Regions from separate parts of the Mus musculus genome. Here region 1 is linked to region 2. Evidence: chromatin loops called from intact Hi-C (ENCODE). Cell type or tissue: gastrocnemius. All regions are shown on one strand.

Region 1 (8,000 bases), 230 kb after region 2:
GCATATGTAAGCAAGAGCCAATCACTCTTCAGAAGAGCCAGAAAAAGAATGTGATACTAATAAATGATTCTTTTTCAACTCAGTTTATTGTCTGTACTTTCTATGGAAGTGATTTATTTATATTTTTATATATATATATATAAAATAAAAATACATCCATTGCATTATTCAGTTCCCTGTTTCTTTGTAATTATATCTGTTATTAAGCAAATACAAGGGATAAGCAGCATAACTCAGTGGAAATGTGTACAGAGCATGCTCAAGATCCTGGGTCCAATAGTCAGCACCAAAGAAAAAAAAAGGTCCCATGTACTCATCCTTCTCATCCTTTTAACTCATTTCCTGAGTTAAATGTAAAAGGGCGTATACTATACACTGAGAATTTCAGTTGCAAATTTAGGTTTTTTTTTTTTTTTTTTTTTTTTTTCCCATTTTGTTACCTTCTTCAGGGATGGGGACATACAGACTCATGGTAGAGCAGTATTTGTGGGGCCCTTGGATGACCCCAGAACCAAAGGGCTGGGGCAGGAACTCCTTCCTTATGCTCCCCTGCGCATTTATGACCTCTTTCCACATCAAGTGAGAATTAGGAATGTTTAAAGTTTAACTGTCAGATTTTAAGTACTTTCCTAACCAGAGTAGAAGCAATCGTGGTTGCAAATAGCATTCAACTTTAATTAATATTGCTTTTATTGTCAAAATGCACATATTACCTCCCTGCCATCCTTTCACAGAGGCACACAGAGTTGTTTTATAATGGGGAAAGCATAGGGAATACACTTGTCAACTTGAGGTTAAGGACAGGAATCAGCTACAACGTTTAGGCTTTCAATAACTAAAGGCCAGGGTATTAGTGGTGAAGCTAGAATACATAATAGTGAGCCTCCAGTAAGCATCACTATTTGCATATTTACACTTTTCTGATTTAAGTTTACCTTTTCTCCACCAATTCATTGTTTTCTAATAAGAGGACCTTTGTATATTTAACTTTTAGGCCACAAAAAGATGTTGACTTAGGAACTAGAAAAGTAGACTTGAATTTGTGGTCCAACATGACCGTGTCAATAAAAGACTTGGATAACTACTAACCAATGAACTTCCTGCAATGTGGGTCTGATCTGTTTCCTAATACAGTAGCCATTCTCTCATTCTTGCCCACACTGGAAAAATCTAATTTGAAAATTTACTTGAATTAATTTAAATTTAGTAGCCACTTGTAACTAGTGGTTACTATAGTAACACGATTGCAAGTATTTTCAGACAAGATCCTATGGTACTGGTGATAATACTTATGATCAATATAAGCAATATAATAAGCTCTATAATGTCCTTGATGAAATTTCCCTAGAAGCAAGACCATCATTCCTATCCAATTTCTAAAGAAAAAAAGCTGTTTTCCTAGCCTGTTAAAGTAATAGATGGAGCAGAAGAACCTATGACCTGTTTCCTGGCTTTGCCTGTAGTAGCCCACAGACTGAACAAATTTGAACACCTCAAAGATACCCATCTACCCAACCAGACTCACCACAGATTCTCATACTGCGCTTCTTCTAGATTCCCTTTTTCCTCTTTACTACCACCAGCCATCCTCGAAAGCAGCAGAGGGTAAAAACTCTCAAAGGCTTCTGGGTCCACCACAAACCAGCAACAAAGTCCTAACCTCTAGCCCTTCTCACACTACCTAACTACTTCTCTGCCTAGGCAACTTAAGACTTGTGACAGTACTCAAGTGAATGAAGACCAAAGGCAGGCAGGCAGGAGCCCATGCAGTTGTGGAGAAGGAGCTTGGCGAATACAATGGGGAAGGCTTACTTCCCCAGAGTGAATTATGCTAAGAGTAGTAAACATAACCTGTTCTTTGCATTTAAAAGAATGGCAGAAGCCACTCTTGAAGCCCTGTGGTCTTGTGTTCTTCCCTCTGCCTTGAGCTAGAGACTCCACGAAGGTCTGCCACCCAATCCCCAGAACAGTTCACCTTGAAACTCTGTGTTGTCGAGGCCCCTGATGGCCTCCACCGCATCCTCTGCCCGCTCCATGTGTACAAAGGCATAATCTTTCACGATGTCACATTCGATGACTGGGCCGTACTCCTCAAACTTGGCCCGAAGCTCTTGGTTGGTACAAGTGGGGCTGATGTTGCCCACGTGTAACTTGGTTGAAGCTTTGCTCTTATTCTTGCTGGCTTCCACATTGATGTTCACTCCGTGCAGCTTGTAGTGGTGCAGGTTGCGTATGGCATCCTCAGCGGCCGTCTTGTCCTCTATGTGCACAAAGCCATAATTCTTAATGATGTCACATTCCAGCACCTTCCCGTACTGCTCGAAGAGTGAGCGGATCTCCTGCTCTGTGGCCTCCCGGGGCAGATTTCCAATGAACAGCTTCACCATCCTGACAAGAGCCTGGCAGAGAAGAAACAAGATTTTAAAAGTCAGGTGTGAAGTGAGAAACTGACACTACAGCACACCCCGACCCTCACAGTTCTTTTTGAGAGAGGAACTGCTGTGTGACAATGCCAACAGAAGGTCGGGGGTCAGAATGCACAACAAGGTCTAAGATATATATCCGTGAGGTCAGGCACATTGACTCTACAAGGTTAGCTCCTTCACGGTTTAGCACAGGGATGAAAGACAAGTGGAAGGCATGAAGTATCTGAATGTCCCTAGTTACGGGTTTTTGGAGGGAAATCTGTGTACCTCTCCACAGCGCGGTATCCCCTCCCACCATACTCCAAGAACGAAAGCCCTCTTTCACCCAACACTGGACCCCTATCCTCAGCGGCCCAACCTCCGCTGCAACATCCCAACAAAGACTCGGCCCGACCCCTGCCCCGCCCCCTCCGGAGACCCGGCCCCGCCTCCTTTCCTTGTCTTCCCGGGACCTTCCTCAGAAGATGAGTGGCCCCAAACCCGAGCCTTCCCGGCCCTCCGAGGTCCGGCCCAGTCCGCTCCAGGGCTTCCCACACACCCACAGCATCCTCTCCTACCTCCGGGTGGTGCCGGCGGTGGCGGCGGGTCCCGCGTCAGAGAGAACCCTACAAAATGGCGACGGCCGCTCGAGCCTCGGCGCGACCGGGCGCTTTCTCGCGCGCCAGCTCACGCACGCGCGAGTGCGCGCTGCCTGCCTCCCCTCCCCCTCGCAGGAGCGGGGCGACCAATCCTGCGGCCGCACACAACTGTCCGCCCCCCGTGCGGGGGCGGGGTCATGTGGTGACGGCACTGCGGAGCGAAGGTCAGCCCGCCCCCAGCCCGGGCTAGCCAATCACCGCCTTGGGAGTGGGTCGCGGCTTGCGCGTCAAGGGGGCTCAGGAAGCAACCATTGCCTTGGCAAAACCGTAAGGCCCGGGGGAGTCTCTAAGCATCACAATGGATCGTGGTATTGGGCGCACTGTCGAGGGGGCTGATGACAAAGGGTTGTGTCACTGGGCCCGCTAGAAGGGGGTTTTCTCAACCTCTGGCTGCTGAGAGCGATACTTCAGAAACCCAGGCACTACCACATCTTAACCTAATCTCTCCCTTGTTTGGGTAGGAAGGGGTAAGAATTCCCGTAAAACAATTTAATTTTCACTGCAATAGTGTTGTTCATTGGTGAAGAAGCTGAGACTGAGAGTGGAGTAGAAAGATAATCTGGGTTAGAACTAGGTTAGGTCTGAGGGAGGCATTTCTCTATCCAAACTATACTTTGTCATGTTTATTCATGAATATACGTGGGCTGGCTTTCCCTCGTAGTATCTGTCTATCCTGGTTCCTGAAATGTGGTGAGCATTACCAAGGAATACGTTGTCCAGAGGTCCAGGGAGAATCCAGGTTTGGGGAATGAGTGACAAGGGTTCCGCATCCGTCCCAAGCTGCCTGAGGCACAGGCAATTGTCAGGCTCCAGACTCTCTGTTGCGGTCCAAGGGCACCTCCTGGTGGCAAGCAGGGTACCAGCTTGGTGGATCACTATCACAAAGCAGCGGGCTTACAGACATTGAGGGATTGAATTCATCTCCTAGAAGAGGCACCGGGATGGTTGTTAGACCATCCCCATTGTTGTCAAAACAATTCCCCATTGTGGTAGTTCCAACACCAGCTCCTCCAATAGTATAGAGATCAGTTCCCCGAGTTGACTTCCTGCACCCAAGCTACTTGGAAACATTTCTTTACCAAATCCATGTTTCCCACTCATTTCAGAAGGCATTGTCTAATTGTAATTACACATTTTTAAAATTAATTTTTTTTGGTTTGTTTTTCGAGATGGGGTTTTCTGGCAGTCTTGGCTGTCCTGGAACCTCCTCGGGATCTGCTATCACCTAACCTTGTACATTGTATTTTGGGATCTCTTCCCAAATTTGTGGGGGCTCCACAACTAATGCTCTACTAACAGTTCCCATTTTTTTCTTTTTTAAGATTTATTTATTTATTTATTATATGTAAGTACACTGTAGCTGTCCTCAGACACTTCAGAAGAGAGAGTCAGATCTCGCTATGGATGGTTATGAGCCACCATGTGGTTGCTGAGATTTGAACTCCTGACCTTCGGAAGAGCAGTCCGGTGCTCTTACCCACTGAGCCATCTCACCAGCCCAGTTCCCATTTTTCTATACAATTTCATTTCACCCCCTTTCTCCCTCCCTGCCTCTTTTAGACATGGCTTTTCTGTGTAGTCAAGGCTGTCCAAGAACTGGCTGTGTAATCCAGACTAGCCTTGAACTCACACTCCTACCTCAGCCTCCCAAGTGCTGGTTAATTACAGGTGTGTGATATCATTTCTAGCCTCCAGTTTTATCGTTTTTTATTATGTGAGTTGGGTGGTGATGAGCACATTCAGGCGGCTCTGTGAGTTGGAGGCCAGCCTGGTCTAAGAGCAACTTCCAGAACACTAAGGGCTACAGAGAGAAGCAATGTCTCAAACAAACAGACAAAACAAAACCCCATACCCCAAGACAACCAAACCAAACCAAACCCTAACATGTGTAAGTAGTACCAAGTTCCCAGAAAAAAAGAAAAAAAGAAAAAAGCCCTGCTAGAATATCCTCCACTTGGAACACAGAGGCACTATGTTTGTCTGTTCTGTTTTTCCTGTCATTACCAAGGTCTGGTAGTAACTTTTCTAATTTTTGTCAGTTGAAAAGGTGTAAAGTTTTATTCACAACTCGACGTAGTTTGTTTTTGTCTTGTTTCTAATGAATTTCAAAATACCTTGTTCTTATCATTTGTGCGAATGTACATTTCCTGCTTTCCGTCTTCTGTCTGGATTTTAGGTCTCAGCCTTTGGGTTGAGCTGTCGAGTTTTCCTCATATTGTAGCTATTTCTACTTGGTTCAGATATCTTGTCATTACACTAATAGCTTTGTTTTTTGAGGGAAATATTTTTAATGTAACCAAATTATTGTTTCCTAAAGCTTTCTCTTTTATGTTCTCTTTAAGATACCCTCTCCTACCACAGCTCATGTAGATAGTCTATTCTCTTCCATTCCTATTACCTTTCACTCTTAGATCTGTGGTCCAGTTTGAACAGTGCCATACAATAGAGATACAATGAGTCATATAAGTAATTCGTGATAAACTGTGAAAATGGTCTGTGGGTTCAGCTCAATAGTAAAGCATTAATCTAACAACCACAAAGCTCTCGGTTTCATACCTAGCACAGTGAATAAATACAAATTTCCAGGAAACATCAAACTATAAAACCTTGAAATCTATTTTAATATTTTTGACATTCTAACATGAGACCAATATAAAAATTGAGATAATTGAATTCCCCTTGAAGTCCTGAATATCTGTTATTTCATACCTTCAGCACATCGCAGTTTACACTTGCCACACGTTGCATACTCAGTAGTCCACTGTGGCCATTAGCTTCCATGTGGGTCAACACAAGCAAAACCCACCCTCGTCAGTGGTGGTCGGTAAAAGTGCAAAGTATGAGCCCATTCATTGCTGCTGATCCCTGCTTCCCACCGGTCTGCAGGGCCAACACTGGTGTTATTTTTGTCCCCATAGCTTTCAGGGCCCCGTTCTATCTATCATCCTTCTCCTCTCTCCCACCGATACTCCAAGATGTCTTTCCTGAAGACTTGCTCCCTAGCCCTCTGTTTACCCTCTTATCTGTCCTATGTGGAACCCTATTCTCAAGTGGCTTTAGCTGCCACACGTGTAGACTTTCACCTAATTCCTGTCCTTCCTTTTCATTCAGTTACTGCTCTGCCTAGCACTCAATTGCAAGGCCATTTCTCCATTAATTCCTCTCACACATAGTACATCTGCTTTCAAACTTTTCCAATTACTGCTTTTTCCCCCAAGCCCCATGATCTGAGCTCTCCACAATAACGCTCCATGTGTAACAGCTGAAGGAGAGTTATGAGGAAAATGTGTGCTGACGTTTGTTTTGCCTGAGAATGGGGTGTTGCTGTTACACTGTTGTGGGGCGACTGAAACCACCTAAGAGAAAGGCCGTCCCTGAGAGAGAGAATACTTACCCTGTGAATAATGTGCTGTGCCAGATCTGATGTGTGGAGCCCAGCTTGGGGCTGTGTCATAATAGTTCCTAGTCTACATACACCTGGCTCTGCTTGTCTTTGTTTTGACTGATGGTAGTCAGGGCTGCTTGGGGTCCCTGGCCAGTTATGCTGAAGACAGTAGTTTTCCTGAGTCAAACAGACTCAAGACTTGCAATTTTTAATACCTTCTGTTTATACATTGCAAAGTTTAAGAACAAATACTCTCTCCATCTCTAGAATACATTGTGTGTTTATTTACATACTCAGGATATCCTTATGGCTTTCTAGGGTGACCTAGAATTCAGGAGGTAGGACCTGCCACTCTTCTGATTCTGTGGGAGCTCCCTTGATTTTATGGGAAAGACAGAAAGGTGCTCACCTTTCCACTGATGGCTGAGCAGCAGTTAAGACTAGGTTGTGGTAATAACCCTCACTACTCCTTATTGAAAACAGTTGAGACACTTGGGAGTGAGGAAAATTAGCGAGGAGTTGTAGTTTAGAGTGCTTGCCTTGCATGCACGGCAAGAAATTTAACAAAAAAGTGTGCACCAGGGAGAGTGACTTGCTTCCTTTGATCATGAATACTGTTAATTATCATCAGCCCAACCCACAGTGGATGTCTTTGGTTTAAACAGAGGCTTAGCATAGGTCAGCCCAGTGAAACAGATCACTATCATGGGGAGACTGGGCAGGGAGGCTCTCAGGATCACACAGTTTGTGGGGGCTCAGAAGCTGGGCGTACAGTGGCTATCTGACATGCAGGAGACCAGGAGAGGCTACGGTCAGGAAAGCAACAACACCCAGAGGCAGTGAGAGAAGTCGAGCTGTTTAATCACCTCCTTGGATAGGCTCAAGGATGTGGCTACTCCTGAACAACTCACACTTGGGAGCCACCTAGAGTGGCTGGAAACAAGCAGCCCCTTGAGTCAGAGGGTGAGGCAGGATAGGCAGGGAAGGCTTCAGCGCCTCCGACTTCATCATCTGGCGCTCCTGCCCTCAGGTCCTGCCTGCTTCAGCTCTGAGGGTCCTGGCTGATCCCAGAGGCAAAGAACTGAATGGTGGATGGCACACCCTAGCTGTGGTGGCACAATGACCCTGAGGCAGGGACAATGGTTCCCACATAGCCCACGTTGAGGGTGGCACTATCTGCACCATGGTGGGGGGATGGGTGGAGGTATAAGGCTTGGGAAGAGGTGACAAGGTAGGAATGGGTGGTATTAGGGGTAGCCTGGGTCCCACCACCAGTTGAATTAAATAGCAGAAGAGAAGGTTGTGGGAACACTCTTTTGTCCCCAGTGACAGTTCCTGGTGATGGGTTGACCTTAGCAGCAGACCCTAGCAGCAGGCAGTTGTCCTGCCAAGAGGGTGGTCTCTGTCGACAGTCCCTGGCAGTTTTCTGAACAGAGGGAGGGAGCTGGCCTGGGAGTCTTGCCCCGACTACTTGTTCTTCTTAAAGAAGCTGAATCGTTTTTCTCGCTCTCTTTCTCTGCCATCCTTGCTTCGAAGCACGATGGAACCCTC
Region 2 (8,000 bases):
TTTGGCTAACACATTTGACGTCCATAGACTATAGCAATATTGTACCACTGCCTGAGCCCAATGACGCTTTTACTGAATAAGCTTGACTAACATACGCACTTTCTCTCTTCTCTCTCTCTCTCTTTCCCCACAGATGGAAGTGGAGGGGAACCAACGTTTTGAATAAGTCTGTGACTTAACGTCTTCAAGTATGGCATATTGTCATCAAGACGTGGAGCCGCTCTCCACCCCCCCGGGACTGTTGGGGGGATTCTGGGGGCCAGAGGGGGATATATCTGATTCTCCAGGCCCTGAAGGATTTAGGGGGGAGGTGGGAGGGTAAGGGAGGGGAGCAACTTTTTAAAATCAAGAGACTTCGAGCGATCCCAGTTTCCATTTCAATCTGTATTCACTCGTAGTGAGTTTCCTTGAATGGATTTCAAGCGGAGAATGGGGGAGTCTCACTTCCTCACCGCGCTGCCCCATGGGCCTGGGCCAGTTCTCCACTCCTAGGGGCAAAGCCACCCCTGGGCTTTGGTGGGGGAAAGGCATGGCCCACCTGGGGCTAGCCTGTGCCCCGAGGGGCTCTTGACACCCACGTAGAATTCTCTACAAACCAGTAACGGGATTTCAATTCCGACGGACTCTGCCGCCCTGGCGGCTCTTCCTGTGACTTTTGCGCCCCGCGCCTGGGGTGGGGGGCGCGAAGAGACGCTACATTCCTTTCCGATGGAGGAAGGCAGATCTGCCGTCACACGTGTGCTTGCACGAGTGCGTGTACCTGGTGCGGGACTCACCCGGCCGCCAGACCGCCTAGGCTTGCCCAGGTGGCCACCTCGTGGTGCTGCGGTGACTTTGTAGCCAACTTTATAATAAAGTCCAGTTTGCCTTTTTGGTATCTCTGGTGTCATGCGCTATTGTGAAAAGGGAAGGGAGGGGAAGGGAGAGATTGAGGAGCCCAGATAGGAGGCTGGGGCAGGAGTCACAGGTTAGACCTCCTCTCAGCCCTGGTATCTCTAAGTGAGTTTGTTCATATCTCCATTTGACTCTGCTTGGTCCACACTGTGCTAGAAGACTAAGTACTTGTCAGAAGCAGACATTGCACCAAAGACACTGGAGTCTTCTCTCTGCCCTGGGTTTATGGTGTGATGGGGAGGAAAGAGCCTGGGGCTGAGCAAGTTTGTCACTGGTCTTGGATATGGGTTTAAAGTTTCTGGTCATTTCCTGCCTGGTCTTTCAGGATATTGATTTCCTCATGGAGGCTTAGATTTTAAAAATCAGAAGCTGAAACCTGTTACGCTTGCGTAGGGCTGTTCAGTTAGCAAATACCCAATCCACTGCAATAAATTTCCACTTCATTGGGAAAGCAACCCGATAACGGGTGTTCCTCCAGTTACAGGTGAGAAACACATCAACCCCTCCCCAAATCTGGGGAGCTCCCAGATCTCAATGCCAGCGAATAACCATCATAGACCATCTCACCACAGAGCTGAGGACCAGTCACTGGGGAGGAAATTTCAGAAAATGGTGTTTGACTCTAAACTCGTAGGCTCAACCCCACAGGGTGTGGTTAGTGGAGGACAAATGAAAGTTAGGTGGTAGAAGGACCTGACAGATCCAATCACGATCCCACCTTTTGTATTTGGAGTGCACCTAAAGCCCCCACTTCCTCACAGGTCAAAGGAGGGCAGCAATCAAGAGGCAGTGTCAGAACAGGACAAGTCTCTTCCAGCTCACGAAGTGCAGTGAAGGCTTGGTCGGTGCGACCTCCATTTCAGTGGTGACCCGCAGACTTAGAGAAAGCCTTGTCCTCAAGGAGAGGACAACAACTCCAGGCTCCAGTCTTTCCACAGAAGCACAGGGGCACAGCCTTGAAAACCCTGTAGCCTCCACTCATCCTGAAGCCCAGCTGTGGAGACAGACAGGCCCTTTGGAGGGTCCTTCCTTCACTGTGGAGACAGACAGGCCCTTTGGAGGGTCCTTCCTTCACTGTGGAGACAGACAGGCCCTTTGGAGGGTCCTTCCTTCACTGTGGAGACAGGCCCTTTGGATCCTTCCTTCACAGAAAGGAAGGATCCACAGGGACCTTTCCCTTCTTTGATGGGTATTTGGGTGGAGCCAAGAACTTCCCTGTCACTCCCAAGAGGAACCTGTCTTAGCTCAGTTCCCTCCTCAGCACAGGGACACGGAGATGGGGAGATGGATAAAGGTGCTGGGCCAAGCATGATGCTCTGATTTGATCCTTGATGGGAAGAGATAACTGACAGTTGTCCTCTGACGTGTAACTGCACTCCAGGACATGTTACACTCACATGTGCACACACACACACTACACACACTACATACACATACCATACACATACTATACACAATATACCACACACACACATACTATACACACATACCACATACACTACACACAGTACACATGCTACACATACATACACACACCACACACATATACCACACACAAACACTCTACACACACACACTACACACACTACATACATATACCACACACACTTACCACACATACAGTATATACAGTACATACATATGCCACACACACATAACACACACTCACACACACCATATATACTACTAATAGAAAATAATAAAAATTTTTAAATGGGGTGGATTTAGGAAATGAAATTTCTGTGAGAATAAAGGAAAGGCTTCCTTGATGTTTGGTGGTGGCTGGCAATAGTGTATGCTTTCTTTGTCTTTGTTTGTTGTAGTTTTTTTGTTTATTTTGCTTTTGATTTTTTTTTTGTTGTTGTTGTTACTTGTTTGTTGTAAACCTGCCTCTGCCTCCTAAGCACTGAATTGTCTTGGGTGGTTTTTAAAAATTAATTAATGTTGAAATATTTTTTTCATTTTTGAGACAAGATTTCTTTGTGTAGCCTTAGCTGTCTTAGAACTAGCTCTGTAGACTAAGCTGGCCTTAAACTTACAGAGATCTGCTTGCTTCTGCCTCCTGAGTGCTGGGATTAAAGTTTTTAGTTTTTAAAAAAATATAATTACAGATATGCACTGTCTTTGCATCATGTCCTCTTGTTTTGGGCTTATTTTTGTTGTTGTGGTGGTGATAAGTGATTTTTTTTGTTTGTTTTTGTTTTTAGTTTTGTTTTTCTTCAGCTCAGGTCAATCTGGAGTTCACTATGTAGTCCAAGGTGGCCACAGACTTTTGCAAATCCCCCTGCCTCAGCCTCCCAGGTGCTAGGATTACAGAAGAACCAGACCAACTGGTCCTGTGTGAGGAAAATAAAGTAGAAGAGGCAATACTGCCACCTGCTGGAAGGAAAAGAAGCTGCTTCCTTGCTGGCTGCTGAGGCCCTTGCAGCTCAGAATATCTTCACCTTAGAATGGAGAGATAAACTGAGTCCCTGGGAGAGAAAAGGACTTCAGGATCTGAGAGTGAGTGATGTTCTGGAAGCAGAGTGCATGAGAGAAGGTGTCTTAATCATTGTAGTACTGCTGTGAGAAGACACCATGACCAAGGTAACATAAAATAAAGCATTTAGTTGGGGACTTGCTTAGAGTTTAAAAGGGTTGCTCCATGACCAGCAGAGCAGGGAGCATGGGAGTATGCAGGTAGACACGGCACTGGAGAAGTACCTGAGAGCTTGCATCTGATCCCCAAGATAGAGGCAGAGAGAACCCTCAAAGCCCACACCCCCTCCAACAACAAACACCTCCTGATCCTTCCTAAACAGTCCACCAAATGGAGACTAAGCATTCAGATATGGGGACCATTATCATCCAAACCACTATGGAAGGCTCGAGTCTGGGGACCAGACAGACTGAACCCAGGAGACCAAGGGGATAGCTTAGTGGGTAAAGGCGCTAGCTGCCGAGCTTGGAGACGCAAGTCCAATCCCTAGGTTCTGTATGGTGGAAAGAAACGGGATTCCAGTAAGTCACCCCCTGGCCTTCGCGCACACCATGATGCTCATGCCCACACACATACAAATCCAAAAGAAAGACCGAACCTAAGGATGGTTCTGCTGTTGTACATTTTTCCTGTAATAGATCATCCATGACACTTGCCTGAGTTCTGGGAAAACTGAACAAACAAGATGGGTGGGGCCAGACAGCTGTGCTCTAACTGGGAACATCACAAGAGGTAAGACAGAGCCTGAGTGCTGAAGGCAAGAGCTAGGGTATCGTGACAGAGTAACCGGGGACTGATTTATAGTGCCACTTTCTGAGAAGGTGACACTGAGCTTGTTAGCAACAGGTGACAACAAAGAAGAGTCCAACCTAAAGGAAGCATCTGTAATGACATTAAAACGGGAGAGTGTCTGAGCTGCTTAAGAAGTACACAGGAAGTGGGCTGAGACAAGCAGGAGAGGGGCTGGAGAGAAGGTCGCCCAGTACTTCTAGACCACAATAAAAGATGTAGGTTGCATTCTGGCTGAGCGTGGTAGTGCACACCTGCAATTGCAGCCTCAAAAGGCCGAGGGTGGAAAATCTTGAGCTCCTGGACAGCCTGGGCTCCATAGAAAGAAAAGTCTGCAAACAACAGCAACAAAAAACCCAAACCAAAAACCAAAGTGCTGGTGTCCTAGTGAGGGTTCCTATTGCTATGAGGAAAAACAATGATCAAAAACAAACTGCGGACGAAAGGGTTTGTTTGCCTGGCACTTCCACATCACAGTCCATCATTGAAGGAATCCAGAACAGGAACGCAAGCAAGGCAGGAACCTGGAGGCAGGAGCCAATGAAGAGGTCATGAAGGGTTGCTGCTTATGGCTTGCTCCACATGGCTTTACAGCCTGCTAGATCTCAGCACCAACAGCCTACCATGAGCGTGGCCCTCCTCCATCAATCACTGATTAAGAAAATGTCCTACACAGGAAGGGAGGAAGGAAGAGAGAGTTAGGAGCATATTGGATGGGGATAGTGACAGGATAAGATGTAGCTACTAGAGTCTTCTGGTTTAGATGGTGAATCTGCCAGAATTTGCCACTGAAGGATTTAGATTTAGATTTAACATAACTTACAAGATTAGCATTCTAGTTGTTGCACCCAGAGACTGAGTTACCATTGTTTCTGAACTAAGTTTGTGTGCTGTTTTTCTTCACGCGGTGGCTCGACTGGGTTCAAGAGAGAAAGGTACAGCGGCAAAGCCTGGGTTTGCCAGATGCGCACCACAAAGGCAGTGGGGGTTTGAACGATGGGGCTAGCACGGCAGTGGGAACTCATTGAGCCGGGTGGAGGGATTTTGGAGCTCCAGGTCAGAGAGTTTGCTGAGATGAGAACACCAGGCTGGAGCCATGTGGCCTGCCGGTACCTTGGCATAATGAGGGAACTTGCTGTTCTTTTTAATATTTCCCACAACAGGTGGTGAACCAGCATGTTGGGGAAGAATCCACTAGAAATGTAAGATTATGCCGGGCGTGGTGGTGCTCGCCTTTAATCCCAGCACTCGGGAGGCAGAGGCAGGCAGATTTCTGAGTTCGAGGCCAGCCTGGTCTACAAAGTGAGTTCCAGGACAGCCAGGGCTACACAGAGAAACCCTGTCTCGAAAGACAAAACAAAACAAAACAAACAAAACAAAACAAAACGTATGATCATTAGCCTGAGAGTTAGAGTTTTATTTGTTTGTTTGTTTGTTTGTTATTTAAAATGAGTAGCTGGGTAGTGCTGACACAAGTCATGTGGACCCAAGCGTGGAATTGAAACAAAGACTGTAACTCTGAGGTCCCCTGCTGTGGGGGCTGCAGGCTGTTCTGAGTCAGGAGAAGAAGGATGAAGTTGCCTACTTCTTAGGGCAGAGATGGATTGAACTGTGAATTTATAAAATTGGTATTATTTGCTTTTAGGAAAGATTTATATCTGGGTTTTGCCTGAATCACATGGGGATTTTCGCCCACTGTTCAGAATTAGGATAGGAAAAAAATCAGTCCCTGACTCCAGGTAGAAAAGACAGTGATTATCGTCTGCTACAAACAGGTATCAATTAACTATGTCTGTGGCTCCCTGTAGAGAGCTCAAAAGATGGATATTATAACAGGTATTAATAAAATTAATGTCACCCAGGCAGTGGTGGCACACGCCTTTAATCCCAGCACTTGGGAGGCAGAGGCAGGCGGATTTCTGAGTTCGAGGCCAGCCTGGTCTACAGAGTGAGTTCCAGCACAGCCAGGGCTACACAGAGAAACCCTATCTTGAAAAAAAAATTAAATAAAATTAATGTCTGTGGCCCCAGTGCTGAGCAGATAGACAGTGTAACAAGATGGCTGCTCTAGGCAGAGAGCTGAACAGGAAGATGGTATGAAGATAGTTTGCTCTAACACACCTCACAGGATGCTCAAATCCTGTCTATGTGGGCTCCATGGGAATCTTTTTTTTAATTAGGTATTTTCCTCATTTACATTTCCAATGCTATCCCAAAAGTCCCCCATACCCTCCTCCCAACCCCCCAACCACCCACTCCCACTTTTTGGCCCTGGCGTTCCCCTGTACTGGGGCATATAAAGTTTGCGTGTCCAATGGGCCTCTCTTTCCAGTGATGGCTGACTAGGCCACCTTTTGATACATATGCAGCTAGAGTCAAGAGCTCCGGGGTACTGGTTAGTTCATAATGTTGTTCCACCTATAGGGTTGCAGATCCCTTCAGCTCCTTGGATACTTTCTCTAGCTCCTCCATTGGGGGCCCTGTGACCCATCCAATAGCTGACTGTGAGCATCCACTTCTGTGTTTGCTAGGCCCCGACATAGTCTCACAAGAGACAGCCATATCTGGGTCCTTTCAGCAAAATCTTGCTAGTGTATGCAATGGTGTCAGCGTTTGGAGGCTGATTATGGGATGGATCCCGGAATCTTGGGTTTTTATCCTGATTGGCAAGATAGAAAAGGCCTAAGAATGGGCACATACAGTATTTTACTTTACTTTATTTGTTTTGAATTGTTTTAACTTTCAAAATGAGTGTGATGTTGAGTTTTGTGGTTATATTATTCCTCTGGAAGAGAGTCACTATAAAGGTTTTTCTGGTTACTGGCTCAAGGATATGCTGGTTTAGAAGGAAGGTTTTGTCTTTGCGTTTTTAGAAGAGGTGATTAGTGTCTATGCACAGTTCAGAGTAATAAGGCTCAGATTTGATAGAGAGAGACCCCCAGAGAATTAGATTCCAAAGAATCAAACAAAAAAAGTTATCTTGATGATATTAAAATTTGCTTTGGGATTTGAGGAGACTTGGTGAGTCTCCTCGTGTCAGCCACGCTGAACTGACCTGCTTGAACTCCTGATGTCCTGGACTTTCAGCCGGATCCAGTCAGGACACAGACATCAGAGACTAATACAGTAGTTGCTGTGGCCTTCTTACAGGGTTATTGTGCCTAGTTGCTAATGCTCTATTCCGCCCCTGGAAACCAAATAAAAACTCGCTGAACAGACCACCAGGGGTCACCGCCTCTCTTTTGGGTCTGGGATGACCCCAGTGCACTGTAACAATAAATTCCTCTTGCTTTTTGTTTGTTTGTTTTGTTTTGTTTCGTTTTGTTTTGTTTTTTGAGACAGGGTTTCTCTGCGTAGCCCTGGCTGTCCTGGAACTCACTCTGTAGACCAGGCTGGCCTCGAACTCAGAAATCCGCCTGCCTCTGTCTCCCAAGTGCTGGGATTAAAGGCGTGTGCCACCACTGCCCAGCTTCCTCTTGCTTTTTGCATCGATTCTGGTTCCACATGGTTCACTCAGGGGGTCCCAGTAAGCTAAGGCTCACCAGAGTCTTACAGTGACATTTAATGTTATTTATTCACTTGTTGTTGAGACAAATCTGCTCCTAACAGCTTCCCATAGTGGATTCAAAGAAGCAACTGAGCATCTTACCTTCTGGTGAGGCTGTACATTTGTGGCTAGATCACCACTGGGCAGAAACTGCCTAGGTCTCTCCTGCAGACCTGTACTGTTCTTGAAAGGACACAATTTATGAGTTAGGACAGCTTAGTTCTGCTGAGACAGAACAGTCTAATCCTAAATAACTCCTGTTTTTCAAAGGACTGACATATGATCCTGGGC

What was found. Hi-C counts contacts between places; a loop is a spot of excess contacts. Peaks named below come from ENCODE experiments on the same cell type or tissue, not always from the same donor. Only the 100,000 strongest peaks of a DNase experiment are listed, where the experiment ranks them.
Region 1: a loop joins it to region 2, with 2.4 times the contacts of the local background. A loop is called at or near these places in 7 of 42 quality-filtered maps.

Annotation. Positions count from the first base shown.
Region 1 is chr19:4,751,645-4,759,644 of GRCm38, reverse strand. It overlaps Sptbn2 (spectrin beta, non-erythrocytic 2), which reads right to left. Exons shown (of 37, transcript NM_021287.2): 37 at 5,667-8,000. The coding sequence ends at 7,917. All of the region lies in intron 2 of Gm21992 (predicted gene 21992), which reads left to right. Rbm4b (RNA binding motif protein 4B) reads right to left here and starts at 3,120. Exons shown (of 4, transcript NM_025717.3): 1 at 2,984-3,120; 2 at 1,976-2,399. The coding sequence starts at 2,387. In gastrocnemius, a CTCF peak has its summit at 3,918 (motif pointing left); DNase peaks (open chromatin) are centred at 2,526, 3,186 and 3,891; H3K4me3 peaks cover 2,010 bases; H3K27ac peaks cover 2,175 bases.
Region 2 is chr19:4,977,230-4,985,229 of GRCm38, reverse strand. It overlaps Npas4 (neuronal PAS domain protein 4), which reads left to right. Exons shown (of 8, transcript NM_153553.5): 8 at 134-876. The coding sequence ends at 162. Among named protein-coding and RNA genes, the nearest start is that of Npas4, 8.7 kb to the left of the region's middle. In gastrocnemius, a CTCF peak has its summit at 3,274 (motif pointing left); a DNase peak (open chromatin) is centred at 3,248.